Regions from separate parts of the Homo sapiens genome. Here region 2 is linked to region 1. The links are chromatin loops, found by intact Hi-C in ENCODE. Cell type or tissue: heart right ventricle. All regions are shown on one strand. Each heading gives the region's core, and the rest is flanking DNA. Links, peaks and the distances in the headings are about the cores only. Region 1 overlaps DENND1A (DENN domain containing 1A). Region 2 holds the start of LOC107987037 (a long non-coding RNA gene).

Region 1 (16,202 bases), core at 5,517-13,516:
CCAGGCAAATCTGAGAAATGCTGTCTTCTGTCTTGCTCCTTTTGGGGATTCACAACGCCTGTTAGCATAGCAAAGGCTGGTGAGTCTTGCAAGAAAAAAACCCACCCAAACCAGGCAAAAACCTATTAACTCTTTTTTAAAAAGTCCTATTTCCCAAGTTTATTTGAACATAGACTTGCTTTCCCTATACCACCCATGAATATCCCCTGGAAAATGCTGTCTGAAGTGTTCAAAGCCCTCCAGATTCAGGGCCCCGCCATCCACCTCCGCAATCTCATCTCTGGTAAAACCCCGCCTCACATCCACAGCACACCGGCTGTCGTTATCAGCTCACTCACTTCTCTGTTTACCATAGGGTCTAGTAGAGTACTTGATACCTAATAGGTGCTCAGCAAATTACTTTTGGCTTAAACTTCCTGGCACATGTAAAAACACACCAAATGTCAATTCTCCAGATTCTTCAATTAACTCATTTTCTTTTGCTTGTCCTCGGGAAGTGCTGGCTGTTTTGCAACTGAATTGATAAATGGTGGGAAGAAAGCAGCCTCTTGACCACACCCATTCTAAAAGTTAGCAGAGTGAGCCAGCGGGATATAAAGATGCCAAGAAAGAGTAACGTGGTACAGATGTCCTGGCGCACCCAGTCAGATAAAACCCAACAACGGCAACCAAGAACAGGAAGCCACATTGCCCCTTCTGACACTCGGGGAGTTTTCCCTGCGGGTTGTCGGCACGAGGGGATCCTGTCACCAGAGGAAACACACAGGGACGGGGGCTGCACTCACCGACCCTGGGCTTGTTATGATGCTGGAGCATATGATGGGGACACCTCCTGTGGGGTGGCCGCCAGGAAGAGAAAGGTGAACTCCCAGGGGGTGCGCATTGAAGACCCTCCACCCTGGGGCTGGGGAGAGGAAGAAGGGGAGGGCTGCACTAATTATCAGGATGCCCTGCCAGGAGTGTGCAGGCCCTGGGGACCAGAGCTGAGGCTGGGGACAGGTGAGCAGCTGGATTGTCACCAGCGGATTAGACAGTAATCCCGTGGGAAGCAGTCTCAGATTTCGGACACTAGAACATCTGATTGTGTGCAGGGCCCTCCTGCTCCCACCGCAGGGTCTCCAGGCCTAGCTGGTTTGCTGAGTGACTTTGGCAAGCAAGTGACTTCCCTGGGCCTCTGTGTCCTCATCTGTGAGGCCAGTCACGAGGGCCCTGCTGCAGGGATGCGGGGCATCTGATGGCACTTCACGCAGGGCCAGGGGCACAGTGGACACGCTGCTGGGGAGGCCTCTGCTTCCTAGACAGGGCGTGGTGGGGCCATCGGCCATGGTGGTTGCAGTTTCCCAAATAAGCTGGGGTGTCCCCAGCTGGGGACACAGATGGGGAAGAGTAGTCTGGAGACCATTAAACACTGTAGGAGGTGAGTAGTAGTGATTTGGGTGGGAAGAGGGGGTAAGGGGATGAGCTAGGAAAGGATCAACTCAGAAAAGCATGCTCTCTTCCAGAGAGTGGCCCCGGTGCTCTAGAAGCTGAAGCCAGCACTAGCTGAATGTAGGGACTACAACAGTGTGGTTGGTGTGAGGCCCGAGAGGACGGCAGAGCTGGCCAGGACTCAGTGAAAGTTATTCTGAACCTGGAGTGGTTCCTCTCCCATCTGACTCAGCTCTGGTTGTCTGCATCCCCAGCCCACAGCCCAGGGCTGGGCCCCTGAGCCTGCTCCTCTTTCACGCTGGTGCTCCTGCCCTTGCTAAGTGTCCTAGTGGCCATGGAAAAGGGAACAGATTGGAGGGAGGTAAAGCGAGCTGCTCAACACCCCCAGCTGGTAATGGGCAGAGCTGGGAGTGTTGGTTGTCATCGGGAAGGCCTCTTGACCGCTGACCGCTTGAGTGCTCTTTCCACCGCTGAAGGAAAGGAAGGTAAAACTGGAAGAGCTTTAAAGTAGATGCAGCAGAGAATCGAAGCAGTCTGGGCATCTTTGCATTGAGGTCATGTTATATGTGATCCTCTGTCCCCTGGCCGGGTTGAAATGTGGCTACACAGACTGCTGCTTCTTAAGTCAGTTCAAAAAGACTGGGCCTTTGGCGATCTTTTGCTAAGGAGAGTTCAATTCGACAGTTCCTCCAGCACTTCCCGAGCTGGGCCAGGGCAGGAGGGGAGAGAGGGCCGGCGAAGCGGGGAGAAGGCCGGAGTTTTCTTCGATGGTCAACGCAAAGTGCCTGCTTTCCTGAAAAACACATCTGGAGGGGAAGCAGATGGACTGTCACAGAGTGGAAGGATTCCTCCTGTGTGTCTTTATGGAACAACTAAGTATTTGGGGGCCAGGACCAGGGGGATTCAGAGAATAAGACACAGTCCTTGTCCTTGAGGACTGCAGAGTCTGGTGGGATTTGACCTACACCATGGGAAAATAACTTCTTAAAGTGAAAGAAATATTGGTGGGGTAAACCCCAAGAAATAGACTTCGGGTTAGAAACCCATGGGTTCACGAGTTGGTTCTGTCATTTTCTAGTTGACTTCAGTATTGGTTCTGCCACTTAGGCGAGTTATTTAATCTCTCTTAAGTCTCAGTGAACTCTTCTGTAAAATGGCAAAACTCCCAGGTTACAAGCATCGGTGTGAGGATGAGAGTACAGTTACAGCCGCACGAGGTTCTGGTTTGATATCCTGAAGATGAAATGGGACCACTCCATCTTCCATCTCCCCATGGTACCCACAGGTCTTTCCAGAAAAGTCCTATGGACGTGAGGACCCTGGTTTTCCAAAGCTGTGTGCTATCAGCAAGGTTCTGTTGAAGGACACTGGATTTTAATAATAATCTCTTCTATTTATATGATGTGTTTTCCTTTCAAAGCATTTTAACTTCTGTTCTTTCTTTTGAACCTCACAGTCCCTGGTGAGGCAAGTTAGAGAAGGATTATTTCCCTGTTACAGAGACAGGAAACAGGAGGCCCAGAGAGGTTAAGGGACTAGTATGAGGTCACACAGCTAGTAGCGAAAACTAAAACAAGCAGGTATTCTTAGCCCATTGTGCTATCCTTGTCAACTAAAATTTCCAAAGTCACCTGGAATCCTTTCTGACACGGTTCTTCTAATCCTTGTCCCTTCTGAAGTTAGAATCTGTTGTTAGAGATCTGTGCCTCAGAGAAAAGGCTGATGAGAGAGTAACTGTCACCTTCTCCTTCTTTCCTTATTTGAGCATCTTTTTGTGGTGCTTTCCAAAGGAGGCACCTGATTCATTTGTCCATTCATTCAACAAACAGTGCGTGGCATCCCAGGCACAGGGGCACATGTCTCACCAAGACTCTGGTAGAGGGCGCTGTCATGCATGGGGTACACAGGAAGGTCTCTGCCATAGATTGGGGGGGGGGCAGTGGTAGGGAGTGCAGGGACAGGGGACCCACAGTGGTCCAATCAGACAAGAGTGAGGCTGAATATGAGGACAGGGCAGGCCAGGACCTGGGAGGGGCTGGGGGAGGTCAGATAAAAAGAGGGCCTTGAATGTCAGGCTGAGAATTTGCGGATTTTCTTCTGAGCTCAGTGGGAGGGATATAATCAGAGACACAATAAGAGGAACCTTGACGTCCTTGGTATAGAAAATGCATTGGAGGAGGATGGGGTATGCTCCTAGGAACAGACACTCCCCTCCAATCACAGGAGCCTGCCCAGGCCTCCATATTGCCAACCCACCGGCCCTGGCCACACCACTGCTGGGAGATGTGAACACAAGAGAGGGTAAGACCGAAGGCATGATTGACACAGAAGTCCCTGAGAAGAGGGGACCTCTTTGGCCTTTGTTGGTCTCTGCCTGGCCCTCGGCATCTCTATCTGTCAGCTGTGTGGGCCAGGTGAGTATGCTCATTGGATATGAAACCGGCATTTATGAGGACAGCATCTGATTTGCAGTTCATTTGTTGATGCAGCAAAACACATTGTTTCCAAAAGGTCAGGAGGGGAAGGCGCGTTGGAATAGCAACTTAATTACCTGGGTGGCATGGATGAGTGGGCACCCCGCACAGGGCTGCAGGGTGGAAAACGCTCGACGGCCAGGTGGTGACTTGGGGGCAGAGAGCGCAGTGTGTAGGGGAGGAGAGGTGGTGTCCCTGCTGCCTGGGAGCCAGCCTGCCTGTGCTGTGGGCAGAGCCAAGGCACTTTCTGCTGCCGGTGCTTCCAGGGCCTAAGCAGCCGCTGCACACTCACCAGCGCAAGGCTCCTCTGCAGGGAACGAGGGCTGCTACCCATTTCACAGATGAGGGCAAGCAAGGACTTGCCCAGGGTTGCCCAGAGCAAGTGCGTAACAGGCCCTGAGAAGAGGGCCAGTGAGCTCATCCTGAGTTAATTATGGGCTGGGGCAGGGGTGCTATGATGTTTGTGCATGGGGCAGAGGGCAGACAGCTGTTTAGGGATGGACCCGTGGATTCACTCAGTCCCCAGTGAAGGGGACATCTGGGACCATCCCTTCAATATCCTTGTGCCGTCAGAATGAGCATCTGCACTTCACTGCTGGGACAGCAGGGCCACACAGAAGGTGAAATGTCAAAGTTGGCAGGAGACAGGCCAGACCCCAACCGAGGAGCGGTATAGGTGAGAAAATAGAATAGTACAGATGCTGGAGGCCACAGGGACCAACCAGGTTCACTAAAGGCTGAGGACTGTGCATGCAAAGATTGGGGTGGCTGGTGAGGGGAGGCCAAGAAGGTGGGGTGTGCCTGATGGCAGCTGGCGCATGACAGAGCTAGCCTCTGAAGCTGGCCCCAAAGGGGGTCTCAGATCCTCTGTGTGCATTGTGTACTCTGAATTGTCCCTTCCCTGCCAGGTGCCTACCTGCCTCAAATGGAGGAGGCCTGGCCCCAGAGGGGGAAGCTGGATAGGCCCTGCCATTTCTCAGTTTGTCCCAGGCACATGCCCCAGTCAAATACGTGGCCAGGAATGGAGATGGGGAAGAGAGCAAATTCACAATTAAACTCTGTCGCTGTTTAATGAGGAGAGTGTTCACCTGGTTAATTTTTCCTGGCTAGTAGCCACATCAATGCTCTGACCTATGCATGAAACAGACCCGGTTGGGAGGGAAGACAAAGCCTTCTGTAGTTTTACAAAGGGCCTCTGCGCCGAGAGCAAGGCTCCTCTACACTTTGGGACTGGAAATCTGCTATTATGCAAGGCATGGAAATAAAAGAGGGCTGCTTTTGATATGCCTCCAAAAAGGAGTGCATTGAAGCGATATTTTTGTGGAGTGTCTCCTTTGAGATGCCCAAGAAGCTCTCTTGCAGGCACAGCTCTCACCTAGCCCCCAGCGCCCATCGCTGTCTCCGATCCTCTCTGTCCGCCCTGGATGAGGGCTGTGCTGCTTGCGGGGGAGGATCAAATACTTGCCTCCACTTCAGAGCTTCAGCCAGGGCAGCTGGAGAAGACCAGGCCCTGGTGTCACGTAGCGTACAGCATGCTCCTTGCCTGAGCCACTCAGCGGGGCACCCAGAGGAAATGTGGGGATCCTGAGGCCTGAAGCATTTGCAGAGATAACAAGCTGTCACTCTAGAGGGATATTCCTTGCAAGATGCTGTACAGGAAGGACTTCCACGTCACGCTGAGGAAGAGGTTTCCACTTGCTGAGAGTCCACTCACACAGGGCAACAAGGACCTGTTTCTTCAGGGAAAGGAAGGGAGGCTGGGAGGGGCCAGGTATTACTCAGGATATCCCAGTGGTCCTGGCGACTCTGAGACAGAGGCTCTATTATGATTGCCGCTCTGTAGACAGGGAAAGGGAAGCCCCTTGCCCAAAGGCACAGCACATAGGTAGGACGCAGAGAGGTCGGGCTGGGCTTCACTCTGAACGGCAGACTCCACAGTGAGGTTTCTGGGTGCCCCACAACTTGCCCTCCAGAGGCGCCACCTGCGAGGGGGATGAGGGGGTGCTCAGGATCGAAGGGGGTCCGGGAAGAAAAGCCGCAGCACCTGCCGCGGGGTCTCACAGAGATGATCTCCGGAGAGAGCGCGCTCAGGATTCAGGGGCTCGCCAGTCCTGTCAACGACTCTCTCCGGCTGGGTCCGGGCACTCTCTTTGCCGTGAGTGAGTGCTGAGCTGAAAGACATCTCAGACTGGTCCTGAAGAGCAGTGCATTCTTCCCCGATGTTGACAGGAGTAGTATTTTGTAGTGGTGCTGGTTAATTTGTAGTGGCATTTGTGGTTTGAAGCCTTGTCAAGATCCCTGATTACTTCCCGTGCAAAGAGCTCGGCTGACGGGGAAGTTCACATGCTGAACAAAAGCAGCGAGGCAGCTGTGAGGGAAGGCTGCGTGGGGGCCGGGTGACCCTAGCCGCTTGGGGGACAGAGGCGGGGGAGGGAGGAGGGCCAGCAGTGGGGCAGGGGGAGGGGAGCCCTTTGTTTTTAGTCGGGTGCAGGTGCACAGTCTGAATAGGTGGCATCCCATTGGTGGCCGGAGGTCGGGCACCAGATGCGGCTGGTGCCTGGGCAGGGGCAGGGACCTCGCTGACGTATGCCATTCTTTGCCCAGACAGAAGCAGGAGGCAGGCGCCTTGCTGCTGGGATGCATCTAGGATGCTGTCGAGGGTGCCTGGGTGACATTCCCAGGAGGAGGGGGACACGAGGTGAGGTTAGAGGGGCTTCCAGATGTTGGGGGAAATGATCTCCTCTCTGGGGCTACTATTTTCTGACACTTGCTAGGTACCAGGCCCCGTGCTAGGAGATCTACATGCGAGGTCTCTATTCATCTCAGCAACCCTCCAAGAATGTGAAAGATGAAGAAACCGAGGCCATGTCACTCAGTGACTTGCCCAGGCCCGGCCTGACAGCTAACGGGTGGCAGAGCCAGGATCCAAGCCCAAGTACGCCTGACTCCAAAGAAGCCCACGCTGCTCCCAGGAGACCCGACATACCAACAGCAGAAGAAGATGTTAAAACGTATCTCCTCGGGTCCGCTCCTCTCTCTCCCCAGAAAGTCCTCCCTCTGACATCCTTTGAGACTTTTGTCCTGCTAAGTCTGTTCTGACCACACAGAAAGGTTTGTCTTTGCAGCCGCCTGCATTTCACCAGGCCCGTGTCCCTACTCAGTGAGAATTTGCTCAGTACATTTAAGGACCAGGGCCAGCTCAGCAAAACCAGGCTCATTTATCATCTCTGGAATGATGTCCACCCTAACAGGATGCAACTAGGAAATGAGAAGAATTCTCCTCATTTTGCAGAGGTCCAGAGAGGAGTGCATAGCACCCTCTATCTAGAAAGGGAGTCCAGGACTCCTTGGCCAGGCCACCACGAGCCTCCAACTGCTTTCCCTGCCACTGGCAGCCCAGGAGAGTTGCTCACATCCCTGTCCCCAGCATGCCATTCAAGACCTGGCCCTGCCCCCGATAAACCCCACCACAAGAAGCCCCTTCTTTCCAGCCAGCCCCCTCACGGGCCATGGCCCTTCACAACACACATGCTGGTCCTATAAGCCCTTCCCTCACTCACCCACCTGATGGATCCCTGCATCCCTCACGACTCTGTTCCCTTCCCCCAGAAGTTCTCTCTCTATTCCTGGCCCACAAAAGTCGGGCACTCCTACCTCTGTCCTTCCCCTAAGAAGGTGAGTCCTTGAGGGTTCACATCTGGCTCCTGGCACAAGGCCTGGCACGCGGTCAAGTTAAAGTAAATGGCTGCCCAAGAGTGGGGAACTAGCATCAAATTATCAGTGAAGCCATCACCCAGCATCTGAATAATGCCAGACCCGCCAGTCATTGTCCCCATGATTTGAGTTACTTTGTCTGCAAGACTGGCAACATTCCTGGCATGCTTCTGATCAGGAAAAACCCTCTACCTACAGGTTTCCTAGCCTAACAGGTTGAGCCCCAGGGCCATCCCCCAAAGCAATAGACTTTTTGAGTGGAATGCAAACGTGGAAGCAATGGGAAGCTTAGATATGAAATATCCCAAAATTTCCCTAGTGTGTCTGTTAAAGAAAGATAGTCAGGTTCACCAGACAGAAGGTTTTTTTTTTTTTTCCTTCCCTCAGAACAAATGGACGGAGAACCTGGTTTTAAAATTCCTGGACCTTGGAATACATTTCTATCTGTGTCAAAGTCTACCCATCCACCGCCTCAGCAGAGTTTAAAATCCTAGCTAATAGGTTAACAACTGTTTTTCTTCAGCTTCAAATGAAGAATATCAGAAGGCTGGGGGAATATGCGGCTCTCCAATTTGTACGGACTGCACACAGCTCCCTGCAATGTGTGTTTGACAGGACTGACATTTTGTACTGCTGTGAGATGGGAAAACGTGTGACATTTTTATTCATGGTGGCGTACGCCCTTGTAATGATCAGCTCTGGTCGATGTGCTTACCGCAGCAGCCCCTGAGCCCTCGGAGAACAAACAGGAACCCAAGGTGCCAGCAGTTCGACTGCCTTATTAAACACCGCCAGGATCCTAACGAAGACCAACTGCTGGAAAATCTCACTGTCAAATCCTCAAGGACATTGTCAGCGCACAGCTAACTGCATATATTTTTCATTTAAAATACTGAAATCCAGCATTGTGCCATTACAACCAAGGGGAGGGGCGCCCACTCCAGCGGCCATTCTGTCAGCTGCTTCTTCCAAGCTCCAGATGCTAGAGCCGGATGCCCGGTGGGGTTCAGAGCTCAAAATGGGGCGGCAGAGACGGGACACTGACTTCCCGAAAGCTCAGCCCTGCCTTCAGGGTGAATGGCTGAAAGTTACAGGGCTCCGGTAAGAGTCCCCTGGAAAGGCAACTCACCGGCCCCTTTTGCAAGCCAAAGTGAATCTGCATAATTAGGAAATCTCTCCCTCCCCCAGCCAGCCCTCTTCCTGTAGGTACAACCCATTACGTCCTGCAACTCGGCGCTCATCAGCCTTCTGCTTGGCGGTAGACCTTAAGACATCTGCAGGAACACATGGCTGTGGTAGGTTTCACACCTTGGCAGAGAAGCTGTGTGTCAGGGTGCCCACCTGCAATCTCACCACTTGCCTCAATGCAAAGGCCTCAAGGTCAGCGTGCAGGAGGACCCCCTCCCTTCGGCGGTCATTTCTAATGCTGGTGCACACTGATGGATGGAAGCTGATCACTTGGCAGGCCCTCAAAGCTTTCCGTGGTTGTTAAACTAGGTGCTTTGGTTATGGCTGCACACGCTCATGTATGGGATATATTTATTTTGTAAATATGCATTATTTATACAGTACTTCTATTTCCATACTCCAGCCCTGATGCACCAAGATACACGCTACTGTTTATTTATGGGGTCCTTGGCATAACAGGCCTAACAAGAGGCCCGTGTGTGGTTCTTGCAAGTTTGCAACAAACTGTAAGTGGTTGGCTAAACAACTGGATGTTCTCCATCCATCACAGGTACAGGCCTGCATTTTAAGGGGCTACCCGTAAAGTTGGTTTAGCATAATACTGTACATCATCCTTGGTGGAAATGGCCTGGGGGCTGAAGAGCTGGCAACCTGGAGGGAAGGAGCCATAACATTCCACACCCTAGGCTGGGGAGAGGGGGTGGAGTAAGTTACGGGTATCCTGGTGCTTACAGCACTCTGGGAGAGTATAAAAAGGAAGGTGGTTGGTAGACAGCCCTGGGGAAAATGCAGGGACAGTGAGGGTTGGGGGAGCTGTACCCTCTTTCCTCCAAGCAGGCTATTCTGCCCCTGAGCAGAAACTTCTAGTCTGGGTTGCTGAGGGAGGGTGTCCATCAATCCTGCACACCCCAAGGGACATCCCTTCCTCACGGACTGTACTTCAAGCCTCACTGGGGCATGCTGGCTGGATGAAGAGGAACACAGCCTGTGTCCAGCCCTGTGCTATTCTATGATCAGCTTCAACAGTTCCCACGCAGGACATCCGGCTGCCCGCCAAGTTGTGTCCTTTGGGTCTCCTAAATGTCTCTAGGATGATTTTCTCATCTTTACCCCCAGAAGCAGTGTCCTAGATTAGGCTCCCACCAGCCCTGGCCTGAGCAATGTCCGTGGGATCATCAGTGGTCTCTCTGCCTCAACTACTTCCATCCCCTTCCACAGTGGCCCAGCATACATATTCCCAGCTGCTATTTCTCTGAATACAACCCTCGTTGGCTCCTAGGCACCTATGGGATAAAATTCAAGCTCCCCCACCTGGGGTGGGGAGAGCCCAGGTTCCAGCATCAGATAGGCCTGGATTTTAATTCTTGCTCTGCCACTTACTGTGTGACCTTGGTCAAGGTGCTTAACCTCTCTGAGCATCAGCTATCTGGGGATCATCATAACTGCATCAGTCTTAGAGGGCTGTTGAGAACATTAAGTGAGACGAAGTTTGTGAAGGGGCTTGGCTGAGACACAGGAGGTCTACATTGTAATGAAAACCCCTAGGTCCACCTAACCCCTTTTTACTCTCCATCTCTTGGTTAGTCCTTGCCATCCCTTCCTCTGGGCACAGCCAGGTTAATAATTTCCTTAGCCCGCAGGCACTACCTGGCTCTGCCAGGGCTAGGGACTGATGGTGGATGTGCGACAAGCAGCCTCTGGCACAGCACTCCTGTGACCATGGGGCGGGGACTCCCTGCACAGCCACAGATACAGAGCTGACTCTCTAAGGTGATCTCGCATGTGGTATATAATTTATTTTCAATATTTTATGTTTTATTTCCCCTTCCCTGCTGTGATAAACTCCCCACCTCTGGCACAGAGAATTCTAATCTGAGAAAATGTCTCCTCTGGTCTCGCTGAATCAGATTTCCTGCTCTTGTCCTGTTGGGCTCAATATCTCCCCGGCAGGGAGCTGGATTCTGAGCAGCTCCGACACAGACCTTTAAAGAAATGCCGTTTGTAGGCTCTGGCCAGTCCTTTGGCAGAGAAGCCCCGCTGTCACACCGCTGAAGGTGGAGCCTTGGGGGACTCAGGATCCTGTCTCTCACAACCTGGCGCCGCGTGCGGGGATTCTAAAGCGCGTGCAGGCGCCGCAGAACAAGTCACTGCCTTTTGCTGGATTTCTCTTGCTCTGCTGAACCGACTGACTACTCAAGGGCACAAGGAGTGAGTGGACCTGGCCTCGCCTCTTCCCCACGTCACTGCCTTTCCTGCCCGCACTCATTCACCACTTGGTCATTCCCCAAACTCTCATGGGCAGCTCGTCTGTGCCAGGCCCTGTGAGGGTGCCAAGGATACAGAGAAGGCCAATTCTGTCCTTTTCTGTGGGACAGGGTATAAATGCATCCCCAGCAAGCCAGCATAGGGACAGTGCCGGCTCAGAGCAGCAAGGGAATGACTGGGCTTGGAGAAGTCGGTGGAGGTGGGGGCTTGTCAAGGGAAGGCGATGCCTGAGCAGGGCCTTGAAGGGTTGGGAGGATTTTCTGTTCAGGTGGAACAGAAGAGGAAAATCATTCCTGGCAGCAGAGATGGTAGGGGCTGATTCATCCCTGGGTCCCCCAGTGCAGATGCCCATGAAGAGCTGGTGAACAAATAAATACGAGGCGCTAGGGACTAGAGAAGAAGGGACTCTGCCCAGGGCAGGGGCACTTCACAGAGTCCTGGAGGGTGGGCAGGAACTGCCAGGAGTGGAGGATGGCAGGGAGCTCCAGACTAGAAGGCCTAGCTGTGGTCAGGGTGGGCTTGGTAGGGGTGGTGGTGATTTCTGGCAGGGAGGGTCCTGGAGGCTGGGTACGTCCTCTTGACCATGCAGGCAAACCAGTGGTCAGGGAGACAATCCTGGAGAGGTGCCACATTCGGGAGGCTGCAGGCCCTGCCTATCTCAACGTGTGCTGATGCTTTCTGATACCCATTGTGCCTCACAGACCAGTCGAGGAGAGAGACACAGGACCCCAGGGATATGAGGAATGTATGGGTACAGAGGGGCTGACACCTTGGTGGAACTGGGGTACAGCTGGTTTGGGAAGTCTGACTAAGACATTCTAGTAGCTGAAGCTTGTGAAACAGGAATGAGCTAGAAACAGAAACCTGGAGCTCCCAGAACAAAGGTGGTGCTAGAAACCACAGGTAGAGCTCCTCGTGGCTGCTAAGGGAGTAGAGTTAGAGGCAGAATGGAGCCAGGGAGGAGCTCCATCTAAGGGAAGGGAGGACCAAACACAGGTCCTAGGTGCAAAGCCCAGCTCAGACCTCCCTCTCTGGCTGGACTCTACAGGGCAATCAGTCAGCCATTCTGCAGCCAGCCTAGTTTCTGTTCCTCTTTGTGTATTTTAGTTGAGCTTTTCTGGAGACCATAACTTGCACCAAAGAAATTATTTAAAAGGTGAGAAATGTCCATTGCAACTGGCTGTGGAAAGCAAGTGGGGACGCCTGGACCAGGGGCAGATACTTAACATGAAATCAGTTGCCACCTCATCGCAGAACAGCCTGGAACAGCCACTGTGTTTAGTTTCTCTGGTTTGGAACCCTCCCCATGCATCTCAGACACAGCCTGAAGAAGATGCACACTCCCATCTTAGAAAGACAAGCTCTCTGCCTAGTCCTTGAAGCAGATAAAAAGCAAGGGTGTTAACAAAACATTCCATCTATTTCACAGTGATCTCTAGCAAGCTGGCCGTGAGGAGCTGATGGGCACCTCATGAGAATGCTGGTGGGGAGACCACCCTGAGGACCAAACTTGTTGGGGTTTAGAACAAACAAAAAGGGCACTTAGAGATGCCCTATGGCATGATCACACAAGCACAAATCTGGGCCTTTCAAAACTACCAGATGGATTCTGTCCATCAGGATTACGTTGAACCACTCACCACGAGAATGTTAGACCCCTGAAGTCAGGAACCGTGTCATTGCCATCTCTGTTTTCACAGATGTGGCACAGAGTAGGCATCAGTGATGATTTGCTGAACGAATGACCTAGGTTCTTAGCTTCTACCCTTCTCCTCTCCTAGCCCCGGGACTGCAGTGGACTTTGTCACACTTGAGTCTCCAGAAGCTATCGCAGGCAACGGCAGACAGCTGTGCCCATCTCTACACCCTGCCTCCTACCTCCCTGGTCTGCCATGCGCTAACCTGCCATTTCTCTTCTGTCCCTCCTCTATCTGGTGCCCTGGTTAATGTCTGACCTTGACTCTCAGCCCTGCATGCTCTCTCGGTTTTAGGATCCCCACAGGTCTGGTATGAACCGTTCTCTGCTGTGAGACAAGTGGACAAAGAGCTGAGACAGTGTCTCCTGTTTGGCTTCTGTGCACATTGTCAACTTGATCTTCTCTCCCTTCTTTTGATAATGGCCCCAATTTCCCTTTCAGGAATGACCCCTTAGGTATATGCTTCAGGTGGGGCCCTACCTGCAGCACACAAAAAACCCTTGGCCTCAATAATTGGTTCCGATGGGCATATAATCAGTCAGTCCAGCGAGTCAATGCCGTGCCTTGCGTGGGAGTTACTAGGAAGTGACAGTCACTTTCCTGTTGGTCTTGCACCTGGAAGGATTGCAGGCATCTTGCCACCAGGAGGGGAAAGCCTGCCTGAGAATGGCCGTAGCAGAAGAGGCAAGGCCAATAAATGAGGCAAAATAAAAAAATGGGGTCTAGGTTGGGCGCAGTGGCTCACGCCTGTAATCCCAACACTTTGGGAGGCTGAGGCAGGTAGATCGCTTGAGCTCAGGAGTTCGAGACCAGCCTGGGCAACATGATGAAACCCTGTCTCTACAAAAAATACAAAAATTAAACAAGCCAAAACGAATCCAGCAGCACATCAAAAACTTATCCACCATGATCAAGTTGGCTTCATCCCCAGGAAGCAAGGGTGGTTCAACATACACAAATCAATAAATGTAATTCATCACATAAACAGAACTAAAGACAAAAACCACATGATTATCTCAATAGATGCAGAAAAGGGCTTTGATGAAGTTCAACATTCCTTCATGTTAAAAACTCCCAATAAACTAGGTATTGAAAAAATATACCTCAAAATAGTAAGAGCCATATATGACAAACCCACAGCCAATATCATACTGAATGGGCAAACACTGGTAACATTCCCCTTGAAAACCAGCACAAGACAGGGATGCCCTCTCTCACCACTCCTATTCAACACAGTATTGGAAGTTCTGGCCAGGGCAATCAGGCAAGAGAAAGAAATAAAGGGCATTCAAATAGAAAGACAGGAAGTCAAATTATCTTTATTTGCAGATGACATGATCCTATATATAGAAAACCCCATCGTCTCAGCCCAAAAGCTTCTTAAGCTGATAAGCAACTTCAGCAAAGTCTCAGGATACAAAATCAATGTGCAAAAATAGCTAGCATTCCTATACACAAAGCAGAGAGCCAAATCATGAATGAACTCCCATTCACAATTGCTACAAAAGAATAAAATATATAGGAAGACAGCTATCAAGGGAAGTGAAGGACCTCTTCAAGGAGAACCACAAACCACTGCTCAAGGAAATAAGAGAGGACACAAGCACATGGAAAAACACTCATGCTCATGGATAGAAAGAATCAATATCATGAAAATGGCCATACTACCCAAAGTACTTTATAGATTCAATGCTAATCCCATTAAACTACCATTGACATTCTTCACAGCATTAGAAAAAACTATTTTAAAATTCATATAGAACCAAAAAAGAGCCCGAATAGCCAAGACAATCATAAGCAAAAGGACAAAGCTGGAGGCATCATGCTACTTGACTTCAAACTATACTACAAGGCTACAGTAACCAAAACAGCATGGTACTTGTACAAAAACAGATATAGACCAATGGAACAGAATATAACCTCAGAAATAAAACTGCACACCTACAACCATCTGATCTTCAACAAACAAGCAATAGGGGCCAGGTGCAGTGGCTTGTGCCTGTAATCCCAGCACTTTTGGAGGCCGGGGAGGGTGGACCAGTTGAGGCTGGGAGTTCAAGACCAGCCTGGCTAACATGGTGAAACCCCATCTCTACTAAAAAATACAAAAATTAGCTGAGTATGGTGGCACACACCTATAATCCGATACTTGGGAGGCTGAGGTATGAGAATCGCTTGAACCTGGGATGTGGAGGTTGCAGTGAGCCGAGATTGCATCACTGCCCCCCAGCCTGGGTGACACAGCAAGGCTCTGTCTCAAAAAAACAAACAAACAAAAACCCAAAAAGCAATGGGGAAAGGATTCCCTATTTAACAAATGGTGCTGGGAGAAGTGGCTAGCGATATGCAGAAAATTGAAAGTAGACCCCTTCCTTACACTACATATACAAAAATTAACCCAAGATGGATTAAAGACCTAATTGTATAATGCAAAACTACAAAAATCCTAGAAGAAAATCTGGGCAATACCATTCAGGACATAGGTATGGGCAAAAATTTCATGACGAAAATGCCAAAAGCAATGTGCAACAAAAGCAAAAATTGACAAATGGGATCTAATTAAATTAAAGAGCTTCTGCACAGCAAAATAAATTATCATCAGAGTGAACAGACAACCTACAGAATGGGAGAAAATTTTTGCAATCGATCCATTGACAAAGGCCTAATATCCAGAGTCTACAAGGGACTTGAACAAATTTACAAGAAAAAAAAATTCCATTAAAAAGTGAGCAAAGGACATGGACACTTCTCAAAAGAAGACATTCACGTGGCCAATGAACATATGAAAAAAAGCTCAACATCAGTAGTCATTAGAGAAATGCAAGTCAAAACCACAATGAGATACCATCTCACACCAGTCAGAATAGCGATTATTAAAAAGTCAAGAAACAACAGATGCTGGAGAGGTTGTAGAGAAAAAGGAACACTTTTATATGGTTGGTGGGAGTGTAAATTAGTTCAACCATTGTGGAAGACAGTGTGGTGATTCCATAAAGATCTAAAGCATAAATACCATTTGACCCAGCAATCCATTACTGGTTATATGCCCAAAGGAATATCAATTATTCTACTATAAAGATACATGCACATGTCACTGTAGCACTATTCACAATAGCAAAGACATGGAGTCAACCCAAATGCTCATCAATGATAGACTGAAAAAAGAAAATGTACACCATGGAATACTATGCAGCCATAAAAAGAAATGAGGTCATGTCCTTCGCAGGGACATGGATGGAGTTGGAAACCATTATCCTCAGCAAACTAGTGCAGGAATACAAAACCAAACACCGCACATTCTCACTTACAAGTGGGAGCTGAATGATGAGAACACATGGACACACTGGGGGAATAACACATACTGGAGCCTGTCAGTGGTGGGTGGGGAGGCGAGCCAGAGCATCAGGAAGAATAGCTAAGGGATGCTGGGCTTAAT
Region 2 (16,202 bases), core at 4,735-12,734, 620 kb after region 1:
TAATTTTAAGTTTTAAATGTCCTAGTAGCCTCCTTGAAGAAATGAAGAGAGACAAGTAAAAGTAAAATTAATTTTAATAATGTATTTTGCTTAACTCAGTATAGCCAAACTATTAATCATTTCGACATGTAATCAATATAAAAATTATTGAGATATTCTACCTGCTTTTTTTTTCATATTCAGCCTTCAGATAGGTTGTGTGTTTTCACCTGCAGACTGGTTGAATTTGGGCTAATGCCATTTTAAGTGCTCAGCAGCCATACGTGGCTCGTGGCTGTGATATTCGGGAGTACAGCTCAGCTCTGGAACCACCTATCAGAAAGAGAAGCCCAGCCGTAGCCCATTAGATAGAGTGAAATTTTTGTTTTATTTTATTAAGAGCAAAATATTGGCCAGGTGCAGTGGCTCACATCTGTAATCCCAACGCTTTAGGAGGCTGAGGCAGGAGGGATCACTTGAAGCCTGGAGTTTGAGACCAGCCTGGTCAACATTGCAAGACCCCGTCTCTACAAAAAATAACTTAAAAAGTTAGCGGGGCCGGTGGTGCTCACCTATCTATAGCCCCAGCTACCCAGGAGGCTGAGGCGGGAGGATCGCTTGATCCCAGGAGTTAGAAGCTGCAGTGAGTCGAGATTGTGTCACTGCACTTCAGCCTGGGGGACCAAGCCAGACCCTGTCTGCAAACAAAAACAAAAACAAAAAAACCAAAAAAGCAAAATATTGCCAACCTGACTTTTTGGATCCTCTTGGCAAAACACAGATCAGCGTCCCCAGAGGCAGCAGAGCTCTGAGTGAAGCAGTCGGGGGGATGCTCTGCCTGCCTTCCGCTCACCAGCCCTTCCCTGTCGTCCCCCGCAGGTCTGGTTCCAGAACGCCCGAGCCAAGTTCAGGCGCAACCTCTTACGGCAGGAAAACACGGGCGTGGACAAGTCGACAGACGCGGCGCTGCAGACAGGGACGCCATCGGGCCCGGCCTCGGAGCTCTCCAACGCCTCGCTCAGCCCCTCCAGCACGCCCACCACCCTGACAGACTTGACTAGCCCCACCCTGCCAACTGTGACGTCCGTCTTAACTTCTGTGCCTGGCAACCTGGAGGGCCATGAGCCTCACAGCCCCTCACAAACGACTCTTACCAACCTTTTCTAATGACTCGCAACCCCTCACCCCACAATTTCTTTAAAAAAGAAATTATCTTTAGTTGAATTCCAAGTGTATTTTAAAATAGAGGCTTTGAGCAACTAACTAACCACATTTTAGGATCTCGCCTGGAAACAGAGGTAAAAAAAAGAAGTGTGCGCCCGGCTAATGCAGCGGTGTGGACCGAGGAACAACTTGGAAGATCTACCTGCAACACAACATTTGTGTCACTGTACAGTTTTGTGGACTGAGCGAGGAAAAACAACAAATAATTTAAGTTGGCTAGAGCTTCTGTATTTTCAAAGACTGCCACGTGCCTTAGGAATACTGTTTTATCTCCATACTTTGGATGACTTGTTCATTTTTCTCTCCCTCTTTTTCTCTGTATATTTATGACCAGAGCAAAAATGTAAAAAACAAAAAAAACAACAAAAAAAGTTTGTTACTTTGAATAGTCCTAAAAAGAAAAAAAGAAAAAAAAAAAAGGAAAAATCAAACCCCCTCCAACGGTCGCTTTGTTGTTTTAGAATTTTAAGGTGGAAGTCTGTTCGAATATCAGAATTTGTAAAATCTAACCAGTAATAAAACCACTTATTGAAACTACTTGGGGCTGCTGCCATTTGGTTGGGTGTGAAATTGACAGGACCTAAGAGTTTTACTGAGGCCCAGAGATCAATTCTAGGTCTTCACATATTCATCAGATATTCCTGGGGCTCCTGTCTTGTGCCAGGCTTTGGACGGATTACAGAGATGCCGAGACAAAGATCCAATTCCTGCTCTCAAGGAATCAGAATGGTGACACGGGACAGACAAAAGATATCTTAACAGGGTGTGATATGTGCTCAAGTGGAGGATATGCAACATCCCATTCATTCATTCATTCATTATTCATTCATTCATTCTTTCAAATATTTAATGAGCACACCCTGCCAGATGCTTGTGATGCAGAGGTCAGAGGCCCTTTTCTGCTCCTGGCTGGGCTGGAAAGAAGGCATGTCAGGCGATGAGGGAGGCCTCCTGAAAAACCTGCAGCTTTTCCCTACGAGGAGTGAACGCAGTTAACAAAGGGCAGCTTAAGCTCCAGTTTTCCTAATGACACAAAATTTCAAGATCGCTAGAGAGGGCAAAAGCAAATGAATTCTGTTCCTTTCCTAAAGTTTCAGGGAACCTCAGAAACCCAGAGAAAAGACACACCCAGAGAGGAGGGAGGGTTGGAGCCAGGCAGAATGAAGTTGGAATTCCTACTGTTGAGCAGGGTGAGCTGAAGGAAGTCATTTCACTTCATTGGGCGTCAGTTTCCTCAGCTATGAGCTGAAGATAATGAATGGCCCTTGCATGGCAGTTGTAGTGGGGGCAAAAGGTAAGATGTGTTGAAGAGCCCAGCAGAAGGCCTGACACAGAGTAGGGCTCGATGCATTGTAGTGAATGACAGACAGGTGATGTGAGGACTCTGTGGGTGGAGAGCAGGAATGTGTGTATCCAGGCACCCTCTGGCATTGCTGAATGCACCAAGCAGGTGTGGTGTCTGTCCCCCAGACTTCTGACACCCCTCATTTCTCACTCTGAGCCCTGCTTCGGAGTACTCTGCTACCAGTTTCATTGGATGTCAGCAGTTACCAACCCAAATGCCCCTGCAATGGCCCACCAACTTGATCATCCAGATGGAAAATCATGGCCACCTGGAGGAGGAAATAGCCAGGCAAGAGTGGGCAGAGGAACCATCCAGCCCAGGACTGGGGTCTCTCTCTCCTCCTCCCTCTGCCATCATTGTTGGGATAGGGTGGAGGGAGTGAGTGGGGCAGGAACGGGCTGAGTGTGCTTCAAGCCCAGACTCACTCACTTTCTGAAATGTTTTTTGAAAACCCCAAGCACATTGCGTGCGCGCGCGCGCACACACACACACACACACACAAACAAACAAAAAAACACTATTGTTATTGCTATAATGTCTGGCAAACAGTAGGAGCCCAATAAAATTTTTGTAAACTTTTATATTACATATACAGTGTACACAAGTCTGTAATAAACAGCCTGATTAATGTCTTTCAAATGAACACACCCATTTAACTACCACTCAAATCAAGGTATAGGACACTTTCAGCACCCAGAAGTCTCCCTTAAGGCCCCTTCCTTCAATCCCTCCCAAGATAGCTCCTATTTAAAAAAATCTGTTTTTGATCGATACATTTTTTGCTGAATGAATTCAGGAGGCTTAGCAAGATTAGCCTACTTACAGCTAGTGATGGAAGAGCCAAGCTTTGAGCCAGGTCTATGCCCTCAGATCCAAGGCTCTTACCCTCAAGCAGACACATGTTCATAGTTACCCACGCAAGCAAGAGGGTTAAGAACCTCAACTTTTCTACCTGCCCAATGGGGTCATGGAATCTGTCTCCCATTGATGACTCTGTGAGGGAATGCAATCAGAGGGCCTGGACTGCAGACAGACAGACACCATGACGCCAGTTACCCCCAGCAACTCATACGGGTGCCCACAGACACACATGCACGCATGCACGTTCTTGAGGCATTCATGGATAGATAGACCCACAGGCTAAGGTCCTCACACCCAGACAGCACCACACAACGTCACACACACACACAGATGCTCGCAGACAGACGTAAACAGGCCCAGATGCTCATCAATCCACCTAGACAGACACCCAGACCACCCCACACAGGGAGACCCGCTCATAAACCCGGGTGTGCACACATGCAGATGCTCACAGGCACCCAGACGCCCCCGCGTAGCCCGCTGTGCCCCTTGCTCAGGCACCAACAAAGCTGAGTCTGATTCCTATCTTGTCTGTCAGCACTGGCACCCAGTTGGAGAGGGCCCTGGAATGATGCCCGGGGGTCCCCCACCCCTGCATAAGAGCACGTTGAGGAGCCAGGGCTGCTGTTGGGCCAGGGGTGGGGACACCTTGGATGGGGCGTTGCTCTCCCCAGGCTCAGAGACTAAGACACACACAGACTTGGGAAGATAGGAACAGAGACAGGGACAGAGACAGAGATACAGAGGCAGAGAGAGAGAGAGAGAGAGACATAGGCAGAGAGAGAGGCAGAAAGGCAGTAGACAGGGAGAGAGAGGAAGGGAATAAAACAGCAACACAGAGAGTGATGAGGCAGAGACCCACAGGGATGGAGACAGAGACACGGGAGAGATGGTGAGACACAGAAAGATTGAGATTGAGAAGGAAGACTTGGTAAAGGGAGACCCTGGGACAGACTCAGAGGCTGAGAGAGACCAAGACTGAGAGACAGCAGAAGAAACAGAGATGGCTCCTGTGAGGCTGGTAAGGAGAGACACTGAGGGAGAGGGAGAGGTGAGCTCAAAAGCCAGACAGAGGCGGAGCACGGTGGCTCACGCCTGTAATCCCAGCGCTTTGGGAGGCCGAGGTGGGTGGATCACGAGGTCAAGAGATAGAGACCATCCTGGCCAACATGGTGAAACCCCATCTCTACTAAAAATACAAAAATTAGCTGGGCGTGGTGACATGTGCCTGTAGTCTCAGCTACTCGGGAGGCTGAGGCAGGAGAATCGCTTGAACCCAGGAGGCAGAGGTTGCAGTCAGCCGAGATCGCGCCACTGCACTCCGGCCTGGTGACAGAGCAAGAGTAGGTCTCAAAAAAAATAAATAAATAAAAGCCAGACAGGTAAATCAGCGGCAATTCAGACTGAGTGACAGCAGGTGAGGGGAGGCAGGTGCTGAGGCTGGTAGGCCAGCTCTGTCCACCATGATGGGAGGGAGGGAGACAGTACCATCGCCACAGCCACCTGCAGCTCTGGGGACCTATCCAAACCTCCCCGCATGCTGACTGCAGTGGGGATCGGGGGCCACCCAACCCTCTATGAATATGGAGAGACACCTTGTTCTTGAGACCCACACCCAGGCCTGGCATTAGGTGGTCTTCAGGGGCTGGGGTCTCCACCCTAGCCCTACCCCACCCTGCCAAGTCTCCCTTCCTCCAAGGTGGGCAGGTCTGGAGCACAGGGAAGAGACCTTCGCACTCTTCTCTGCTCTGAAAGTTTTGGCAAGATACTAAGCCACTCTGAATCTCAGTCTCATAATCTGTAAAATGGGACCAATGGTGTTCACTTGCAGGGTGCTGTGGGGATTCAGTGAAAGTCTATGTACCTGCTTTATTCATGGTGTGACTAACTCCCAGGGGGCCACAGTGATGGTGTGAGGAATTGTCTCAAAGTTGAAAGAGGAGATGGGTTGGGTTGGGCTCTTGAATGAACAGAAGGTGATCAGATGGAGAAGGGAGCCAGGGAGGATTCCTGACTGAGGAGCAGCCCAGGTCACAGGCAAGAGGATGTGCCGCAGGCTCATGAGTGGAGGGCAGTTTCCCGGGTGGGGATGTCCTGGAGAGGCTGGTGAAACTCAGCTCACAGGGGGCCTTATCTAAGGCTGGGGAACGTGATGAGGCCAGGGGCCTGGAGGTGCAGCAGGACTCCCCTGCTCTTCCTTGGGTGACAGGACCCCTCTCCTCCTTGTAGTTATGCTGGAGTCCCACGTGGCAGCACTGGCTTCCTGGAGAGCAGTGTTTGTTGCTGTGGGCTGCATGACCTGCTGGCAAGGATGGACAACTCCAGGCTACACCTGCCAGCCGCTGCCCCAGGGAGGGACATTGTGGGCTCTTTGGCTCCTGGGGACTCTGTGTGGTGTGACCTCGGCTCACTGCAACCTCCTCCTCCCAGGTTCAAGTAATTCTCCTGTCTCAGCCTCCCCAGTAGCTGGGATTACAGGCGTGTACCACCACACCTGGCTAATTTCTGTATTTTTAGTAGAGATGCAGTTCCACCATTTTGGCTGGGCTGGTCTCAAACTCCTGACCTCAAGTGATCTGCCTGCCTCGGCCTCCCAAAATGTTGGGATCACAGGCTTGAGCCACTGCACCCAGCCTGCCAGCAGGCCCTTTATACCTTCCTTTTTACTCTTTGTCCCTCCCTCTCTCCTCAACCCAGTGCTGGGCACCCGAGACTGGTGATGTGGAGATGATTTGGCCAACAGCCCTTCCCTCTGGCTCCCAGCCTCTCTGGGAGACAGGTACAATAGCCAGCTACTGTCCAGCAGGAAGGAAGCCTGGGAATTATGGGAGCCCAAGGTGGGAGAGTCTCATTCTGCAAGTGGTGAAAGTCCTGTGTAACACTCTGCAACTGGTGATGCGTTCTTACAGTTATTATCTCATTGAATCCTTGCCTCTAGGAGGCAGGGATGAGCACTTCGTTTCACACAGAAGGAAGCCAAGGAGAAGCCACTTGCCCAGGATCACACAGTTCAGGGGCCACAGAGACATTTCCATGGCAATTCAATTGAATTCAGCCAGCATGAGTCAATTCGTCCCTGGCGCCAGGCATGGTGGCTAGGGGTACCTAGGAAATTGCGATCCTTGCTAGGGGCTGGCAGATGCAGACCAGGTGCGAAGGCAGCTGGGACTAGGCATTCAAGAAGGCAAGGAGTCCAGAAGAGGCTGCCAATACAGACTGGTGGTTGGGGGTACTTTCTGAGTTGGAAGAGCAGGCAATTGACCTAGAAGTGTTTGAGTAGGGGGGAGGGACTTGGGGAGAGGGCAGAAGCACATGCTCAGGGTGTGGTATTTTTCCGCTAGTGAACAGCACCCATGTGGACAGGAGAAAGAGAATCACTGCTAATTCTTTGGAGCTGGAAGCAGCCTAGAAGAGCCTCTGGCCGGAGCTGCTCGTCAGAACCACTCCAGCGGCGTTTCCACATTCCCCTACTGGCTCGCCACCACTTCCTGGGGAGGAGCCCAGGCTGGTGTGTCTTATAAAAAACTTGTTATCATGGAAAATTTCAAACATATACAAAGTAAACAGAAGGGTACAATGAACCTCCATGTACTCCCTGCTCAGCTTCCAGTTATCAACATTCACTCAGTCTTTTTTTTTTTGAGACTTAGTCTAGCTCTGTCACCCAGGCTGGAGTGCAGTGGTGCGATCTTGGCTCACTGCAAGCTCTGCCTCCCGGGTTCAAGCGATTTTCCTGCCTCAGCCTCCCGAGTAGCTGGGGTTACAGGTGCCTGCCACCATGCCTGGCTATTTTTTTTTTGTATTTTTAGTAGAGACAGGGTTTCACTGTGTTGGCCAGGCTGGTCTCAAACTCCTGACCTTGTGATCCGCCCACCTCAGCCTCCCAAAGTCCTGGGATTACAGGCGTAAGCCACCGTGCCTGGCCAACATCCACTCACTCTTGTAACCTCTATACTCCACCCACTCCCTGGTTCCAACTTGATGATGATGATTGATGACAATGACCTGTGCATTTTTTAAAAGTCCCTCAGGGATTCGGACAGGCACATCCTTCATCTTAGGGATGATCAGGGTAAGCTCAAAGAGGGGAAGGGGCTTACATGTGGGCACCTAGCCGGGATGCAGCAGAGAGGGGGTTGTCTGGCTGAGGGACACTTAGTGAGTGCCAGGCCCTCTGCTGGGCAGTGGGGTCATGAGCGAATATGATGGTCCCTGTCTTCATGGAGCTCAGAATCTACCAAGGGAGACAAATGCCAAACAACCTCAAAAGTACTTACTGATGTTTGTGATGAGGCCTATGTGAGACCATGAGAGTGTATACACGGGCAAGGAAAAGGAGAGCTTCTTGGAGAAAATCATCAGTAAGAGACCAGCTAAGTGTATGGAAATTAACTCGCAAGTGGGAGGAGGGGAGAAAGGAGTAATAGAATGTGCAAAGGCCCTGAGGCTCAGAGGTCCACAGCACTAAAAGGTGGCCAGTGTGGCCGGAGCTCTCAGAGCAAGGGCCAAGGTGGTGGGAGGTGGGGCTGAGGACACAGCCAGGGGCTTTCCAGGCAGCATGTCTGGGCCTCAATTCCAAGAGCACCAGGAAGCTAGAAATGAAGGCAGGGGAGGAGGAGGCAGGGGGTGGATGTGAGGGGCCTCTTAAAGCTGCCAGGTAATGGGACATCTGGCTAGGTGGAGGCAGAGGGAATGGACCAGCTATGGGGGGAGGGAGAGCCAGGAGGGATCAGGATCATAACCAGGTGGATGCTGTGGCCCTTCACTGCAATGAGGAAAGTCATCAGGAAGAGGAAGGGGGAAGATGCTCGGGGATTTGTGGTTTAGATTTGCTGAGTTTTTGATGGCTTTGAGACATCCAAGTGCTGGCCTGGTCTTTCCCCTCAAGGGGCTCCCAGTCAGAAGGAGGAGGCATGAAAGGGACCTGGGACACTTACCCAGTGCTTCTCTTCTTTGAATTTCCCAGCTATCCTGAGTAAGAGTGTCCTCAAGCTGGCATTTGAGGCTTGGTCACAAGTTAGTCCCTGCCCACTTCTCTGGTGCAGGACTTGGGACCTACCTACCCATCTTTGGGCTTAAAGCCAGCCAGGTGCACCAAACTCACCAGTGCTTTGCACACTGGGTGGGCTCTCTGCCTGAGGGTCTTCTCAAAAACTCCTGCTCAAATGTCCCCTCCTCTCTGGAACCTTCTCTGCTGTCACTTCCACCCTTCTCACCATGCAGGGCTGGAGGGGGCAGGGGTGGATGTGAGGGGGCTCCTAAAGCCACCAGGTAATGGGACATCTGGCTAGGTGGAGGAAGAGGGAATAAACCAACTGTAGTTGTCTGTTCTCCCCGCATCCCTACCCCAACGCCAACAGGGCCACGTGGGGCTGGCCTGTGACTGCCCGGTTCAGTATGAATCTGTGGGTTCTTGTTTTGAAAGTATGTTATACTCTCTCTTTCCTGCTAGTGTAAGCTCCATGACTCAGCCTCTCCATCTTCATATTACTCCTGGCCCGGATGAGTCCCTCCTAAATAGTTCCTAAGTCCTGGAGAGGGTAAATGTTAGCATAAGCGTTCACTATGGTTGAGAGTCTAGTCCTTAGGGGTTCGGTGCTGGATTCTGTCCTGCCGCTTACTGCTGTGGGATCCTGGGCAAAGTACTGAACCTCTCTGAGCTTCCAGGATTTGTCGTCTGTATAACGGGGGTAGTGATGACACCTACTTCTTAGGGTTTCGTGAACGTTGAATGGTGTAACTCACGCAGCCATAGCGTTTAGCAGAGTGCCTGGCTCATCGCAGTGCTCAGTTCCTGGGAGCTGTTGCTATTTATTCAGCTCCGTCTTTCCATTCAGGCACCTCTAGCGTGCTTGCCCCTTGAAAAGAGGAGAGGGAGGGCTCCCACTCTGGGACGGCCGCAGTGGTTTTCAGAGCTTGGGGTGGGGGTGGGCTTGGGGCGGTTCCGGGCATGGGGGTGGCCGCGGGCCTGGAGCTGTAAGAGGAGGTCCCTGGGGACTGGGGAGAGGGGGGCGGAAGCCGGAGCCGAGGTCGGATCCGGCGAGGTGGGCAGAGCAGACATCCTGCGGGGGCGCCCCCAGCCCGGACCGAGGCACGGTCCCGGGGGAGCCGGCCCGGGCACCGCGGCCATCGGAGCTGGGACGCCGGGTCTGGGGCTGCAGAGCCGCCGCAGGGGCCGGACGAGGGCGCCCCCTGGCGGGGCACCGCGGCATCGCCCCGGGTCTCTCACTTCCTCAGCAGGCTGGGTGGGGTCTTCGCGGAGGAAATTCCCCTCAGGGAGGGGTGTCGGGGACTCCGGAGAGCTGTTTCGGGCTCCGGACGCTTTCCTGGGCTCCAAAACTGGGAGTGACGCTTTTGAGCCCTCACGTGTGCCGCGTACTGCATTAGGCAGATGGCAGCTCACGGCACAGGCATTGGCACGCGGTGGGTCCCCCAGGGTCCTCTTCTCCCTTAGCCTCATTCCTCGGGCTTCTGGGCAGGGGTGTTGGGCTCAAGCCTGAGAGGGTCCTCCGGTATGGAAGGGGTGAGGGTTGTGCAGCTCCAGACCGCCATCCTGGGTGCCCCCAGGGCTCACTCTCCCTGCGGGCCCCCCACTCCCAGGACTGGACCCTGTGTATGGCGTGTGATGAGTGGGGGTGGGGCTGCGGTGGGGCTGGGTGGAGGTCTGTGATGTGTGCTGCTGTCAGGGAATCTGAGTGTGGCTGTGCCGTGGTGTTAGTGTGGGAGCGTCTGTATGTGTTGAGACGTGTGTGTTTTTGTTTATTTTTAGGGGGATGTGTACAAGTATGTCCGACTGTGAGTGCGTCTGTGATCAGCGGTGTGTGTGTGTGTAATCAGATGTGTGTGTACTCAGATGTGTGTGTCTGTGTTCAGAGGTTTGTGTGAGTCCGTGTGATGACTGTTCAGGTGTACACAGCTGTTCAGGGTGGCTTCTGCTCGTGTGATGCAGGTTGGGGTGTGTGTTGGGGCTGAGGGGTGAGCTGAGCCTGCCTGAGGAGGGAGCGAAAGCCCTAATCAATTTCCACCTAACAGAAGGGTGGCGGCCCCCCTGTCCTGTCTGCTTCCCTCAGCCCCATCAGGACCAATATTTTCCTTTCCTGTCTCCCCTGACCCCCACCTGCACCAAAGGCCAGCTCTTTATGCCTCATTTTAGAGACAAGAAAGCCAGGCTGAAGTGCTGGGGCACTGGCCCAGGAACACTCGGCCAGAAAGCAGTGGAGCCAGGGTCTTGGCTGGAATCCCAACTCCAGCCTAATTCTTGCTTCTCCCAGGAGGGCCCTGTGCACCCTTCGCCCAGCCCGAGGCTGGGGTGAGGACGACTTTCTGGGCTGGGCTGTGTGGGGAGCAGGACACAAAAGGCCCAGTGTCTGCCCCTGCCTCCCCCTCCTGGCCCTGCCCTGCTCCAGGAGCCGGGTGGGTGTCCAATGCCAGACTGGGCAAAGAGGGGCATGTGATACTCATGCTCACGAGGGCACCCAGCCCCAGCACTGGACCCACCTGCCCCCCGCGCCGTTCCATGGGCTGGCTCGGGTTGGGTGTGATGAGGAAACAAAGCTCTGGCTGCATTTTAGGATCCTGGCGCCAGCTCTCAAAGCGCTCCAGCTTGCCCTGCTCTGGGAAGGGATTGATGAGTAATTAAGATCATGATGATATCAACACAACATATTAAAAGAAACAGAATGATTGCTACTGTTTGCTGAGGCCTGACTATGTGCTGTTGCTAAGTTCTGGGGGGGCAGTGATGCAGGCTGGTGAGGACCTTGGACCTCACCAGAGCCAGGATTATTTCCCAGCAATGTTGTCCAGCTGTGTTACCTCGGGCAAGTTGCTTAAAGTCTCTGCTTCAATTTCCCCACTGTAAAATGACAGGAGGTGAACATATATATATATATATATACACACACACACACACACACACATATACTTTAAAACCCATCCTGCCATTGAATACGTGCAGCAAGTATTTGCCCTTATTTTTGCGATCTTTTTGGCTCCCTGTGGTGACCTAGGAGGTAGGTATTGTTATTCCCACTCTACAGACAAGAAAACTGAGGCTGAGCCATTTGCTATAGGTCACAAAACAAGGGGTGTCTGGGCTGGATTCTGATGCCAGGTCCTGTATCCCAGGCTGTATTCTCCCACTGACATTGATAGGTTAGGTCATTGCTGATAGTGTTAACCCTCTAAGAGTCCAGAAAGTGCTTCCATGTGCATTGACTTTGACTCTTTGACTCTCATCAGTCTTTTTTTTTTTTTTTTTTTTGAGGTGGAGTTTCTCTCTTGTTGCCCAGGCTGGAGTGCAGTGGCTCAATCTCGGCTCACCCCAACCTCTGCCTCCCAGGTTCAAGTGATTCTCCTGCCTCAGCCTCCCGAGTAGCTGGGATTACAGGCATGTGCCCCCACGCCCGGCTAATTTTTGTATTTTTAGCAAAGACGGGTTTCTCCGTGTTGGTCAGGCTGGTCTCGAGCTCCCAACCTCAGGTGATCTGCCCACCTCAGCCTCCCAAAGTGCTGGGATTACAGGCGTGAGCCACTGCGCCCGGCAACTCTCATCAGAGTCTTAAGATGAGTATTTAATATTAGCATCTCCCTTGGATGAATGGGGAAAATTGAGGCCCAGAAAGAGACAGTGCTTTTTCCAAGGTTACACAGCAAGTAAATGGCAGAGTCAGCATTCTAGGTCTCTCTATTAATAAACAGCATGATTGTAGGCAATTATGGTTTGGGGGTATGCCTCCTGTGCTACTGTGTGTCGGGCTGCTTGCTAACGCTGTGCCCACATGATCCTTTGCTTGCTAACGCTGTGCCCACATGATCCTTTGTGATTCTTTTTTTTTTTTTTTTTTTTTTTTGGAGATAGAGTCTCACTCTGTTGCCCAGGCTGGATTGCAGTGGTGTGATCTTGGCTCACTGCAACCTCCATCTCCCTACTTCAGGCGATTCTCCTGCCTCAGACTCCCGAGTAGCTGGGACTACAGGCGCCCCCCACCATGATGCCCGGCTAATTTTTTTTTTTTTGTATTTTCACTAGAGACGGGGTTTCACCGTGTTAGCCAGGATGGTCTCTATCTCCTGACCTCATGATCCGCCCGCCTCGGCCTCCCAAAGTGCTGGAATTACAGGCGTGAGCCACCGTGCCCGGCCGATCCTTTGTGATTCTTATAACATCCTCTAGTCATTCCAAATTCTACTGGGTTTCTTCACTGGTCCTGGCTCTGTGTATACATGTATCTCCACCCCTCTGAACTTGGACCCCCAGAGGACCGGACCAAAATGTGATTTATCATGGAGTGCCCAGGGCCAGCACTGGGCCTGGCACAAAGTAGGTGCCCAGGCTGGCAGGGAATACATGGTTCCACAGGCAAGAGAGGTTATCAAGAGAAGTGGGTTGATGGGAGGCTGGGTGTGGTGGCTCACACCTGCAATCCCAGAGTTTTAGGAGGTCAAGGCAGGAGGATCTTCGAGGCTACAGGGAGCTGTGATTACACCACCGCACTCTAGCCTGGTGGCAGATTGAGGCCCTGTCTCTAAAAAGGAAAAAGAAGAAAAGAGGGGGTTGATGGGAACTGGTGAGGGAATATAACTGGACCACTGGACCAGTGGACTCAGGATGGGAGGTCATGAGGCCACCCTGAAAGACACATGTCTGTGCTGAGACAGAAAGGGCAGGTGGCTGTGACATATTTACATTCCACGGTGACGTGGTCCTGTGGGATATTTTGTGCCAGACACGAGTTATGATTTTAAGGGTGTAGTATTTATCTCTTTTAATCCTCGAAATGTCTCACTTAATTCTCAAAACTTGAGGTTGGTACTTAATTCTCAAAACTTGAGGTTGGTACAAGTATTAGTCTCCTTTTACAGATAAAGAGATTTAGGTATAAGGTGGAGGTTATGCAACTGGCAGAGTTGGGATTTGAACCCCGGCCCTCCGCCTCCCTCCAGGCAAAGATGGATGTGGGTGGGGGTGAGACACACCCTCACTTGTCCACTTTCATTCGTCCCACAGTTCTGTGAAGGTCTGCCTTAGCTCTCCTTTTCTTTTTTCTTTTTTTCTTTTTTTTGAAACAGTCTCACTTTGTCTCCCAGGCTGGAGGGCAGAGGCGCGATCTCGGCTCACTACAGCCTCCGCCTCCCGGATTCAAGCGATCCTCCCACCTCAGCCTCCTGAGTAGCTAGCTTTCCTCAATTTTAAATGAGGAAAGCAGGCTCCGTATATAGAGGAGTTCTCCCCTAATTTTCTCTCAGCACAGGCCCAGTCCGCCGTTCCTTCCTGGTTCCCATCCCTCCCTCACCGCCGCCCGTGAGCAGGGCCGGGCACGCAGCAGGCATTCATGGAGTGCTGCTGATGGATGCCTGGACCGGGTCCCCTGGGCTCTGAGCCCGGGGCGGGGGTGGGGCCAGAGCCGGGCCCCGGAGGGGTTGGGAGGGCGCGGAGGGGAGGGGCGCAGGGGGTGCGGGTTGGGGGTGCGCAGGCGGTGCGGCTGGGGCTGGCAGGAGAAGGGTTAAGAACAAGCACTCATTAACTGCCTCCCGCTTGCTGGGCCCACGTGCAGGGTGGCCTGGGCTTAGGGTGCGGGGAGCCTTTGGGTGGCCCCCTGAGAGCTGGTCTTCCAACACATGGGACCCCCGGAGTTCAGCCCGAGCCCCCGGGGAGCTGTCGGGACGGGTCCTCTCTGGGGTGAGCCAGCGTCTGGGGCCCGCGGCTCCCCGCGAGCAGGCCGGGAAACGCCTGTTGCTGCTTTTGTTTTTCCATCAACAACCGGGCTTACGTAAACTCCTCGCCGGCTCTGGGCTGCCAGCGCGGGGGAGGCGGCCTTATCTGATAGGGGCTGTGCCAGGGCCGGGGTTCCCTGCGTGTCCCGGCACAGGCCCCGCGGAGAGAGCCCGCGCGGTGGGCGGGGGGCGGGGAATGGCACCCCCGGGGGGGCGTCTGTCCTCCCAGTCCCAGAGGGGACAGCTGGGTCCTCTCCCTGCAAGACATAACCAGGGGCAGTGGTCCTCAACCTCCGACCTGCAGGGGTCCGGCAGGAAAAGGACCCTCTTCACCCGCGCGCACAGAGAGGGGTAAGGGGCCTGTAGTGACGCTGGGGTGGCCTCGTCACCAGGGTCACCTGGCTTCCAACCCCAGCTTTATGCTAGGCTGGTGGTGCTCGGAGTACAATGTGCTTGGAAAAATGGGTCCAGGAATCAGGGGAGGAGGGAGGAGGGGGAGACGGCGGAAACTTTTTGTTTTGAATTTTTTTCAAAATTCCAGAAATGCGCGATAGTACAATGAACTCGTACGTGCCCTTCCTAGATTCACCAAGTGTCAACCTTCTGACACTTTTGCACGCTTGCTGTCTCTCCCCATCCCCTCCCCATGTATATCCTTGAGGTGGACAATATTTTTATCCCCATTTTACAGGTGGGGAAACTAAGGTTTAGATAGCGGAGATAACTTGTCCAAGAAAGTATCGAAGCTGGCATTTAATCTCAGATCTCAGATGAAAACTTTTACTCTTTTGCTTGGTGATTTTTCTGAGTTATATACATTTCCTTCTCCCTCTCTCTTTTTTTTTCTGAGCGGTTACCACATACACATAGCATGTGTAAAATATGCAGTTTCCCTAGCCCGACATCCTAGTTCCTTACTTAAAAGCAGGCTCTGTTACCTGTTTCTTGCCCATCTTTCCAGAGACATTCTATGCCTGTGAAGACATGTTCATAAAACATATTTTACAAAATGGTATTTGTGTGTGTGTGTGTGTGTGTGTGTGTGTGTGTGTTTTGTTGTTGTTGTTTTGAGACAGAGTCTCTCACTGTACTCCCAGGCTGGCGTACAGTGACACGATCATGGCTCCCTGCAGCCTCCACCTTCCAGGATCCAAGCGATCCTCCCACCTCAGCCTCCCTAGTAGCTGGGACCAGAAAGTGCACCACCATGCCTGGCTAATTTTTCTATTTTTTGTAGAAATGGGGTTTCGCCATACTTGTCAGGCTGGTCTTGAACTCCTTGGCTCAAGCAATCCTCCTGCCTCAGCCTCACAAAGTGCTGAGATTACAAGTGTGAGCCACTGTAGCCAACCTTACAAAATGATATTGCATTGGACACATTTTTCTGCACTTTGCTTCCTGCTCCCTGCCCCTTAACTATCATGTAACAGAGACTTCTCCATACTGGAAATATAAAATGCTCCCTTCTTTTAAACCAGTGCATAGTGTTCCACTGAACAGATGTTCCAGAATTGATTTCACCATCCCCTATGGACAGGAAATTAGGCCGTTTCCCATCTATTGTTATTATAAGCAAAACTGCAACACATATCCACACTCATACATCAATTTGCATGTGCGCGAGTGTATTTGTATGGTAAATTCCTAGAAGTGGAAATGCTGGGTTAAAGGGTATGCGGATTTTGAATTTACTTAGATATTGCCAAATCGCTCTTCAGGGAGGTTGCACCAATCTGCCCTCCCACTCACAATGAATGAGAATGTCTGTTTCCCACACTCTTGCCAACACAGCGTGTTATCGAACCTTTTTATCTTTGTCAATCTGTTAGATATAAAATAATATCTCGTAGCTGTAATCTCATTTCTCCTACTACAAGAGAGGTTGACCATGTTTTCATATGACTAAGAATCATTTACATTTCCTTTCCTGGGAACTGTTTGTTTATATCCTTCGCCTATCTTTTAATTAGGTTGGTTTTTTTTTCTTCCTGATATGTAGGAGCTCTTAATATCAGCCCTTTGTTGATAACATATGATATGTCTATACTATATGTGTCTTTTGACTTTATTTATATTA

Evidence for each region. Peaks named below come from ENCODE experiments on the same cell type or tissue, not always from the same donor. Only the 100,000 strongest peaks of a DNase experiment are listed, where the experiment ranks them.
Region 2: it touches region 1 in a loop (3-fold over the local background); 2 of 110 quality-filtered maps call a loop at or near these places.

Annotation. Positions count from the first base shown.
Region 1 is chr9:123,414,531-123,430,732 of GRCh38, forward strand. The region is part of intron 19 of DENND1A (DENN domain containing 1A); the gene reads right to left. Among named protein-coding and RNA genes, the nearest start is that of MIR601, 20 kb to the left of the region's middle. RefSeq lists enhancers at 4,871-5,371, 5,372-5,872, 8,590-9,191, 12,013-12,062 and a silencer at 11,692-11,904. In heart right ventricle, for the core only: no CTCF peak of the experiment used is centred there; a DNase peak (open chromatin) is centred at 9,824; H3K27ac peaks cover 760 bases.
Region 2 is chr9:124,031,562-124,047,763 of GRCh38, forward strand. It overlaps LOC107987037 (a long non-coding RNA gene), which reads left to right and starts at 4,087. Exons shown (of 3, transcript XR_001746580.2): 1 at 4,087-4,430. It overlaps LHX2 (LIM homeobox 2), which reads left to right. Exons shown (of 5, transcript NM_004789.4): 5 at 859-1,740. The coding sequence ends at 1,146. RefSeq lists enhancers at 9,346-9,880, 9,881-10,413, 13,974-14,769 and silencers at 9,493-9,702, 9,743-9,802. In heart right ventricle, for the core only: a CTCF peak has its summit at 9,625 (motif pointing left); a DNase peak (open chromatin) is centred at 9,610; H3K4me3 peaks cover 1,021 bases; H3K27me3 peaks cover 6,300 bases.